2 separate regions of the Homo sapiens genome follow, and region 1 is linked to region 2. Evidence: read pairs that join two places in POLR2A ChIA-PET (ENCODE). Cell type or tissue: IMR-90. All regions are shown on one strand. Each heading gives the region's core, and the rest is flanking DNA. Links, peaks and the distances in the headings are about the cores only.

What was found. Peaks named below come from ENCODE experiments on the same cell type or tissue, not always from the same donor. Only the 100,000 strongest peaks of a DNase experiment are listed, where the experiment ranks them.
Region 1: POLR2A ChIA-PET joins it to region 2 with 9 read pairs; 3 of 35 experiments call an interaction of 5 or more read pairs at or near these places.

Annotation. Positions count from the first base shown.
Region 1 is chr4:118,839,941-118,845,326 of GRCh38, forward strand. No RefSeq gene overlaps it. Among named protein-coding and RNA genes, the nearest start is that of SEC24D, 6.5 kb to the left of the region's middle. In IMR-90, for the core only: no CTCF peak of the experiment used is centred there; a DNase peak (open chromatin) is centred at 2,321.
Region 2 is chr4:118,708,217-118,713,602 of GRCh38, forward strand. METTL14 (methyltransferase 14, N6-adenosine-methyltransferase non-catalytic subunit) reads left to right here. Exons shown (of 11, transcript NM_020961.4): 11 at 1,782-5,386. The coding sequence ends at 2,086. Among named protein-coding and RNA genes, the nearest start is that of METTL14, 26 kb to the left of the region's middle. In IMR-90, for the core only: no CTCF peak of the experiment used is centred there; a DNase peak (open chromatin) is centred at 4,825.

The DNA of each region.
Region 1 (5,386 bases), core at 56-5,055, 130 kb after region 2:
TAGCATGAATGAGTTGAGGAAGATGAGGAACATAGGGCATTCAGAGGGGCTATAAGTCCTGTACAGCTTGGACATGGGTTTCTAAAGCAAACGAGATTAGGCAGGTAGGCTAGGGTAGCTCATGGATCCCTCAAAGGCACTGGAAAGGCAATGGAACAATTTAAGCATGGGAATGACACAGTGGATTGTTTTTTTCTTTCCAGAAAGATCAGTCTGGAGTTAGTGAAAGAGTGGAAGAGAGGAAAAGGCAAGACTGGTGGGGTAAAGAAGAGTTAGGACACTGTCAGCAATAATCCAGATGAGAATATGGTGGCCTAAGCAAAGGCAGTGGAGATGTGGGTGGAGAGGACAGACAGGTGGGAAAGAGGTTTAGAAGGCGTATCAATGGGACTGGGTACAGAAATCAGGAAAGTGAGGCAGAATACAGACAAACACTCAGATTTTTGATCTGTGAGAATTAGTGGATGAATGGTAGAGCTATATAAGGGGTGAGGGAAACAAAAACGAGAGCCGATATGGGGAGGGGATGGGTTCAGTTTTGGAGAAGTTCATTTTGAGCTATCTGTGGGACATCTACGTGGAAGTGTCCAGTCACCTGTGAGATACGTGTGTCTGCAGCTAGGAGACAAATCTGAACTGGAGGTAGTATAAGGCAGCCAGCAATGAAAATTTAAAAATCAATCTGGCAGGCAAGAGATCAATCAGGCTCTGCAGTCAGACCAAGTCATGACTTCTGGTTCTGTCCTTTATAAGCTGTGTGTACCCTCCCTAAACCTCAGTATTTTTATCTTTAAAAATTGAAGGAATAATAATAATAATCTCAAAGGTCGTTGTGGGGATTAAATGAGATAATACAAGTAAATCACTCAGCACAATGTTTGGCACATAACAACTGATCAATAACGTTACCATTGTAGCATCATCATCCCAATCATTATTAACAACATGTAAGTGACAGTTGAAGCCATATGAGTAAAGTCAAAGGATGAAACCCCTGGGAACCTAGAATAGATGCATGTTCTAAGTTTACTAAACCTTGGTTTACTCACTGTAAATTAGGAATATTATATTTCTCTCATTGTCATGGAGTAAAAAGGGTTATGGAACAAAGTAAAAGTAGACCAGGGTAAAAAGCACTGGGAATGCTGAGCTGGTGATCAGCAGTATTATACGGGGTAGGTAGGCAGGGCTCTTGGGGCCAGGAAGTAGTGCCACTCAGCTCTCCTTTCAATATAACCTGCTCTGAGGAATATAAGTGGCTGACAACCTTCAGCTTCTACCCCTTTGGAGCTGCTAAGGCACTTAGCCCAAAGCCACTCTCTCAGCAGCCCCTAGCCAAAGACTGCACTTGGTGGGGTTAATGAAGTCAGCATTTTTCCTAACATGGGACACCTCTAGAGGGATATCTTTTCTCTGGGGTTCTCTTTGCCCTGGCCAAGACTTTCTCAGAGCTGCACTGCAATCTGAGGTTCATCCTACCTCATCCTCCTTCCTGCCCTCTCTTTTTCACAGGTGTCAGATCTGCACGCACCAGAAGTCTCTCTCTCCTCCTCTTGCTTCCTAGCTCATCAGTTCTTATAGGTGTTCCTCTCAATAAATCTCTTACGTATCTCATTCCATGTTGTTGTCTGCTTTTCATCTGACCTGGCCTGACAGCCTCATGGAGAAGGTGAGATTTGAACAAAGCTTTGGAGGAGGTAAAGGAGTTAGCAATGCAGATCATCTGGGGCGGGGAAGGGAATTCAGGCAGAAGAGAGAGCCCCCAAAAGTTCCTATGTCAGGAAGTAGGTGTCTGGCATGTTTCAGGAGTAGAAGGATGCCACAGAGTCTGGAGCAGAGGAAATGAGGGGAAGGTTGTAGGAGAGGAGGGCCTAGAGGTTAGGGGGTAGGCAGATAGTATAGGATCCTTAGGCTATTTTAAAGTTTGGTTTTTAATTTGAATGAAAAAGGAGTCCTTACAGGTTTTGAACTGAGGAATGACATGATTTGACTCACTTTCCAATTTTTTTTACTGATATGGGAGGCAGGTGTTCAGAACAATATTTATTTTTACAGTCGCAGTGAGATTTCAGGCCTCAGAAATGTATTCTGTAATCGTTTGCTTTCACACAGGTTTTCTTGGTCATGGCCAAGATTTGAGAACAGCAAGTGTTTTGGAGCCTCCTGCACTATAAAAGCAGGTAGAAAATTGAATTCTGACTGCTGCACGACCACAGTTCTGTATTCATACTCACCCCTCACTCCCACCACATTCCTGGTGACTTGAAAGATTTTCCAATTGATGAAGTGAGTAAGATGTGATTCAATGTTTTCATTGCACTGATTTTCTTGAGTGATCTAAGGAGACAAGTAAGCTAGTAGTATTGAACTGAGAAATTAAAAGCCCCTGACTCATCATAATAACAGGAAGAGGTAAAAACCGTACTAACAATCTAATTGAAGTCAGTGCCTGAATATGTGATCATTAGTAGGAAGAAATGATGTTCCTTCGATTTTTTTCCTCAAATCTACTTATGTGATTACCTAGAAAATAATGCAATACTGTATTGTTGCATAAATAAGAAATATCAGAAATTTGGATTTTGGAATATTGTATATGTGGCAGAGACTGGACATTTTTCTGGAATATCCATTATTCTGAGTGTGTGGCTGGTGTGTGGATGTCCGGCCTCCCCTGTAGCTGGTTGTAGCTTTATGGCTCACAGAGCACAGTGGACATAATATGTGCAACTTATTTGTCTCATCTTTAAAAGTCGCTTCCTGAGTCTTTCATTTTCTGCAAGCTAGAATGAAGACATGGTAGTAGTAAAGCCAAATTAACCCTCCAGGTGAGGATAATGCTCTAGGGTTGATGGCAAGAAATAATGAACCCTGGTCTCTGGTTGTCTTCATAACCAGGGCCACCTACCCCTCTTGAACCCTGTGTCTACCTCTGAGCTGGTATATGAGAGAAAAAGAAACTCTATGGAGTTTGAGCCACTGACTTGGGGTGGGGGAAGAATCTTTTACAGCAAATTAGCATATTTTAAAAATTAATATATTTTAAAAATTAAGAGAGATACTTGTAAATTGTACCAGTCAGAGAGCATCTACCACAAGAAACAATCCAATAACACATCATAATCTACTAGAGTAAGAAGAGGACTATGGATAAAACTGAATTAGCCACAAAGAGGGGAAAACATAGACTGTTTGGTGACTTTATTGTTTTAATGGAGTTGTTCAGTAAAAACACACCCCGATGTTTAAGTGTGGAGTTTTCTTTTGAAAAGAGCTGATGTTCCCATTGTTAATCACAATGGATACTGTTTCACTGGCCAAGAATGAAGGTGACTTTTCGGATTGAGAAAGGAGAGGCTCCCCTTCCTCTTCCTCCAAGGTCTAAACGTTGAGTCTAGACTGAGAGATACTGAGAAGTCTGCAACTGTGCCACTTGAGAGAGTTACATCTCAAGAGTTAATCTCAGCCACAGGAAGACAGGTCACAAGCCAGTGCTTGTGTTTGCGGCAGCAGTGAGGCTGGGAGCCCATTTCTAGGCCAGCCCCATGTGTCAGCGCCCTTCAGCCCCACTGGGGCAGTTCTGAGTTCCATCACCACTAACAAGAATCAAGAGCAACTCTTTGATCCCGAGGGGCAGGGTTCTCTCTCGTTTTAGACCTGAGGAGTGGAGGAGATGCAGATGGCAGAGCATGGTGGCAAGATCTGGCTAGAGTGGACAAATCTGAGGATTGCACTCAGAAATAGCCACAATTCAGTCCCTGGAGAACCTTCAGAAACCACTGTGTCACCCTGAAGTGGGGACTGAATTCAGTGAACAGACAGGACCTTGTCCCATCGTATATATATATATCACTAGCAGATAGTATCATATTGACTTCTGAGAACACACTTTTTAGATTTCAGTTTTCAAGATTTGTTTCCAGGTTGAAATTTTTCTCAATTAATGCAAGAGAAGAGTTAACATTTGTTCTGGTGACTACTATAAAGAAAAGCTATGAAAGTCAAATCAATATAGTATTGCCATCAAGATAAAAATATTAAGAAAACAGATTAGCATTATAGAAATAGATCCACATATATATAAATTGATTTTTGGCACAGGTATAAACAGACTTTTCTTGTCTCTTTAACAAATTGTGCTGGAACAATTAGGTATACACAGGCAAAAAAAAAAAAAAAGAATCTCAATCCCTACCTTGCACCATATAACAGAATTAATTCAAAATAAAGTACAGACCTAAATGAAAAATCTAGAACTCTAAAATCAAGATCACATCACAAAGACTTTCTCCTTTTTTCCTGGATACTTCTAAGTTCCAAGAGGATCAAAAGCATATGTCCATAAATAGGCCAAGCGTGGGGGCTCATGCCTGTAATCCTAGCACTTTGGGAGGCCGAGGTGGGCGGATCACCTGAGGTCAGAAGTTCGAGACCAGCCTGGCCAATGTGGTGAAACCTCGTCTCTACTAAAAATACAAAAATTAGCTAGCCGTGGTGGTGCACACCTGTAATCCCAGCTACTCAGGAGGCTGAGGCAGGAGAATCACTTGAATCCAAGAGGTGGAGGTTGCAGTGAGCCGAGATTGCACATTGCACTCTTGCCTAGGCAACAGAGTGAGTGAGACTCCATCTAAAAAAAAAAAAGTTTATGTTCATAAGTAGATTCATATACAAATGGTTACAATAGCTTTATTTATAATAACCAAAAACTGAAATTAACCCTAATGTCTATGAACAGGTGAATAAACAAATTGTGGTATATCCTGACAAAGGAATATTCAGCAACGAAAAGAAATGAACTACTGGTACATGCAGCAAATAAATAAATCTCACAATAATGTTGAATGAAAGAAGCCAGACATACAAAGAATATATGATTTTATTTACATAAATTTCAAGAAAATGCAAACTGATCTATAGTGACATAAGGTAGATCAGTAGTTGCATGGAACATGGAACTGAGGAGAGGGCAGAGAGAGGTGGGTGAGGGGCACTATAAAGAAGAAGGGGATACTTTGGGGTGATGGATATGTTCATTATCTAGATTGGTTTTACAGGTGTGTATATGTATATATACATATATCAAAATGTATCAAATTGTATATTTTAAATATGTACAGTTAATTGTATTTTAGTAGATTTCAATAAAGTTGTTAACTTTTTTTATTGAATTTATGATTTTTTATAGAGGCTTGATGTATTTGTGATATTAAGATTTCTAGACCCAGAACATAACCTGGTTTTTTTTTTGTTGTTGTTTTTTGTTTTTTTTGCCTTTGGGCCCTTCAATAAGTTAGGTGTTTTTGTTTTTTAAGGTATAGGTCCTGTCTTTTTTAACCTATTTTTTTACTATTATGTTTTATGTGAATCTGCTTTTTTCCATTTC
Region 2 (5,386 bases), core at 301-5,300:
AATCCCTTGGACTTCTATAGCCAGTTTACTCTGCAAGGATTTCCATGTTTTACGTAAGAGACAGTATAGCAAGGGAGACAGAGTATTAGTTATTTTTATTATATCTTTAAATTTTCTGTTTCTTATTCCTTGTTTGTGGTGTTGTGTTCCACATATATTGAATATTATCTTCCATAATACCACAAACATGCCAAAAAACAAACTAGAAGGCAGCAAATAAAAATCTCATAGGTTTAATAGTCAGTGAGAGCCCATAGGTGTGGAATGTGCTCTTGATCATGGTATCTGCCAGGTAATACATAAAAGACACAGTATAATTAACCTTTTTTTCTTCAACTATTACAAATCTTACTGTATTCATGCACTTTTAGAAACTAAAAATGTTTTAAAAAACAATGAACTAAGTATTGTACAGAAATGGCTACTGTATTTTAGAATGTGATCCTAGTGAAATATTTTTCATTTTATAGCTTTTTATGATGCATCTACTTTTCTAAGAAATAACCTAAGGATGATGGGGCAGATATATTATAAACCTAACTTTGCAGATAAATAACCTAATTCTTACAGATAATTGGACCTGTCCCAAATAATGCTGTGTCTCTTATAATGCTCCAGAGGCATATTTTCAGGGTCCCCTACAAAGGGCATGTCTGTAAGAGTCACCACACCCAAAGAACCCCAGAGCACCGTGTCTGTATTGGGTATTTGTAGTTCCTTCCATTCTAAAGACAGTTTAATCAATCAGAAAATATCCTTATTACAAGAAAAGTTGTCTAGCAATATAATTGGCAAAATAGCTGTTTACCTACAGAAGTATAATGTGCAGTGGAAATTCTGAGAAAGAAGAAATAATTTTCATTTCATGTAAGAAATATATTTGAATTGGATGTTGAAGGGTGGGATTTTTAACAGGTTGACAGGATAGAAAAGAAAATAATATGGGCACAAAAATCGGGGTTAGTATAGAAGCAGTTACTATAGTAGTTCATTGTTTTCCTTAGAGGTTCATGAAAAGCATTAATGAGAAATGTTATTGGAAAGTTCATTCAGCCATCATTGTAAAAGATCTTAGATTTTATATTTATGAATTTGGGCTTTGTGGAAACAGTTGGAAGGTTTTTGAGCAGAGAAGTGACATGTTTTAAGCTTTGCTTTAGGCTTTCCACTTTTAGAGGGAGGAGAAGCTATAGGTTGGGAGATCATTACAGTATATATGTGTGTCTGTTACACATGTGTTATATGGTAGGGTATTGACCTTGTAAAAAAAAATAAAGGCTTAAATTTGAGGGTGGCAGCAGAAATGGAAAGATAGGAATGAGTGGGAGTAACATGGTAGTGGTTGAATTTCTCAGACCTATCAACTGAGAATATTTTCTAGTTAGCAAGTGTAGAGCAAAAGTTGGTTCCAAGATTTTAATCAGAAAATGGCACCATTTACATAAATAGGAAGATTATATATAATTTATTACAGTTTCACTAAACCCAAACTCAGTGTAATGTATGGGATTTTTTTTCTCTAAGTTCTATTCTCACAAAAGATAGTACGTGGATGAGGAGGATATATTACAAAAGTTACAATCTAGGAGGAGAAACAAGATATATACCTGTGAAATCTTTAAAACATGACCACAATTAAGTGCCATTCTGTAAAAGAGATCAGTATTGGATGAATGATGGGGACATCTTTAAGAATGCATTGGGGATTTGAACTAGCTTCTAAAGAATTAATAAGAGAGAATTGCAAATAAAAAGTATAATCTTTTTTTCCTCCATTTCAGGCTGGCTCACAGTTGGACCAACGCTTACAAATAGCAACTACAATGCAGAAACATATGCATCCTATTTCAGTGCTCCTAATTCCTACTTGACTGGTTGTACAGAAGAAATTGAGAGACTTCGACCAAAATCGCCTCCTCCCAAATCTAAATCTGACCGAGGAGGTGGAGCTCCCAGAGGTGGAGGAAGAGGTGGAACTTCTGCTGGCCGTGGACGAGAAAGAAATAGATCTAACTTCCGAGGAGAAAGAGGTGGCTTTAGAGGGGGCCGTGGAGGAGCACACAGAGGTGGCTTTCCACCTCGATAATTGTTGAAGACATTGAACCTATTCATCCTCCTCTAACCTTCTTTATTGTAATTAAATTTCAAGTGGGAGACTTAACTTTAGAACTCACTTCCAGCTTGCACTTTGCTTTAATTTCTCTGAGCTGCAAGAATGTCTTAGCGAGCCTTGCTTGCAGTTGTCACACACACTGTCTGGTTTTTTTCAGGATAAATGAATGATTCTGCCTTTTGTTATGTGCGTGAACAGAATGGAACAACTCAAGTAGCTTCATCTTCAGAGACTGAATTTATTCTGATAGACTTCAGCTAATTACAAAGGATTTTGCTAATTTTTGGGAATAAATAATGGAAAAAGATCCAGTCTGTGGTATCATGCTAGTGCTGACAGGGCCTTGATAGAATAGAGTTGGAAAAGATGGTAAGCTTTTGTCAGGGTTTTAACATTTTCTTGATGAAACAATAAAAAGAGGTAAGCTTTTTTCTTCTTTTTTTTTAAGTTTTAAATAAACTCAGATATAATTTGAATACTGAAGAAATTAAGAGACTTTGAACAAAAACTCTTCCCAAATCTAAATTTGATAGGGGAGGTGGAGATTCCAGGGGTGGGTGAAAGAAGAGATAGAACTTAGCAGGCAGACTTAAAAAAAAAAAAAAAGTTTATCATCATAATCTCAATTTTGTGGCTATGACTCCTAATCACGCTTCCTAAGAAGCAAAGGAGGACAAATATTCATGTGCTAGATAGCACTGTGGTGTGGACTTGAACTTGGATTGACCTTAAATTTTATATTCCTCAAATAAAAGAGAGGCAGCGACAAGATACCTCATTATCAGATGCTTGGTTTATACATTTTGGGACTAAAATACTTGGTGATGAAATGACATACACCTTTAAACTTGTTATGGAGATAGTTTAATGTAAAACCAACTACGGAAAACCCTCAACTTAAGGATACAGCTTGGAAATTGGAACTGCAATTGCCTTTTATTAAAACCATATGGTGTGATGTTTGTTTTTAAAATTATATAAGACTTTATGCTGTCACTTCTCTTGCTGTACTGTAATTCATGTTTTAAATGAATTTGATAATGAAATTATACTATTATCATTCTTGATGAATACTTTTCTTATTTTTATGATTTTTCTAATGAAACTTTAAACTTTTGAGATTTGAGAGTCTGTTTTCTATAAGTAGAATTACTGTTGTTACAAAATGAAAAAGGACTGACCTAAAATCAGTCTCTTCTTTTGGTCTGTGATGGATTTTAATGGCCGTTCTGTGCTCATATATACCTAAGATGAGATTATATTACATCCACCAAAGACTCAGTTTGAAGATAAGGAATGAGTGATAGAAGAAATAAGGCTGAGATCCTTAAAAGCCTAATTAATTTAACTCGCTTAACCCATTAGTACTATCTAGTACAAGACCCCTTTTTTTTTGCTGAAATTATGGTATATTTTCAACTTCACTAATTACAAATTATCTAGATTTAGAACTCTATATGTCAGCATTGACCTGGGAATGAAGTCAGGATAGAGAAATTCCACTTGCCTGTGATGGGTCCTTAGAAGTATCAGCTAAGGAGTGACCCTGTCCTATACACAGGGCTCTCTATTACGTTCCATACCCTGGGCCTACCCAAGGTGACATTCCTGCTGTTTACATGGCATAGGCACCTGTGAGATCAGTGTCACAATTTCATCTTAGAAAGAGGTAGGTATGGCTGCTTTGTCGGTTGAAAGTTAAGGGGAGCCATGATCTACCATATTTAGGAAAAAGTTATTTAAAAAAGAGCAGATGGTGGAAAAAGAATGTAAGACCCAGAATTTATCCCTTTGACAATGAATCTGGCCTTTTTAATAGCAGGATGGAATTGATTCACTAGTTTTTGCTAACTTTCACTTTCAGTAAAGGTTGAGGTGTTGTTTTTGCAATGACTGTGTATTCATTGAGGAAAGGTTTCCAATGAAATTTCATTACTCTGACCTCTTCTAATTTTTGGTCTTCTTTATATTTACATGTCTTACATTCCACAAAATTATTTAGAAATGCTGGGCATGGTGGCTCATGCCTGTAATCCCAGCACTTTGTGAGGCCGATGTGGGTGGATCACTTGAGGTCAGGAGTTTGAGACCAGCCTGACCAATATGGAGAAATCCCATCTCTACTAAAAATACAAAATTAGCTGGGCGTGGTGGCATGTGCACGCCTGTAATCCCCGCTACTCGGGAGGCTGTGGCAGGAGAATTGCCTGAACCCAGGAGGCGGAGGTTGCAGTGAGCCGAGATTGTGCCACTGCACTCCAGCCTGGGCGACAGAGTGAGACTCTGTCTCAAAAAAAAAAAAAAAAATTGTATAGAAATAAATTTTTAGTTGCTTTATGCACTAATTCCTTACTGGGGATAGAAGCTAATTATTGTGAAATAACCTAGTTTAGAAGTTAGAAGATCAGCATGTCTGAGTTTTTACAGAATTATAATTCATGGTATTCCAAACCAACTGTTGTTATTTATTTCCAGTGAGAACCATTTTCCCACTGACCTTCCTCCTTTCAGAGGATGGGGATTAGGAGGCCCAAAGTACTGATTGAGTAGGAATACTTTTTTACTCTTCTTCACTGTGGAGAAAGAAGAGGGCAGGTAGTTGATGATGTCAGGAGAACAGATTTTATGGTGTGGAATACCATACCTAAACACAAATGAATCAGATTAGACCACAGAATTGTGATGATGGCAGTCAGAATGTAATACGGTCATCATGAAACAGCACAGTGTGAGAGGTCAAGGTGTCAACCTGGGAAGTGAGAATCAAGCAGGAGTGTGGCATGGCAACCAACTCACAGATCCAGAGTTGAGAGGGATCACTACTGCAGCAGTTCTGCTCTGTTACTCTGGTAAGTAGTAGAGCCACTTTATGAGCCCTTATTTCCTATCTCCCTTATTCTGAGGCCAGGTCAGTGATATGCTATAGTTTCATTTAAGTTAATGGAGTATAAAGATGGGATACTTGGGAGCTATATTGTGCATCAGGGTGTCACAGCTGCTACTAGGAGTTACTCCTTTTCATGTCTTTTAAAATACTTTCTACCCATCTTAATTGCTAAATTATCTTTCAGTTAGTTACAGCGCTTAATTTAAAACCTGTACTGTTTTCATCCTGAATTTAGAACATAAGATTTAGCCTTTGAAGTATAGTTTCAGACTTTACTAATTTGTTTAATATAATCCTTATTAACATGACAAAATGAAAGCCCTGTTGGGACTTAGTCTAAACAGTAGTCTTTGATCTGAAAGTGTCTCATATTTTGTGATCTATTA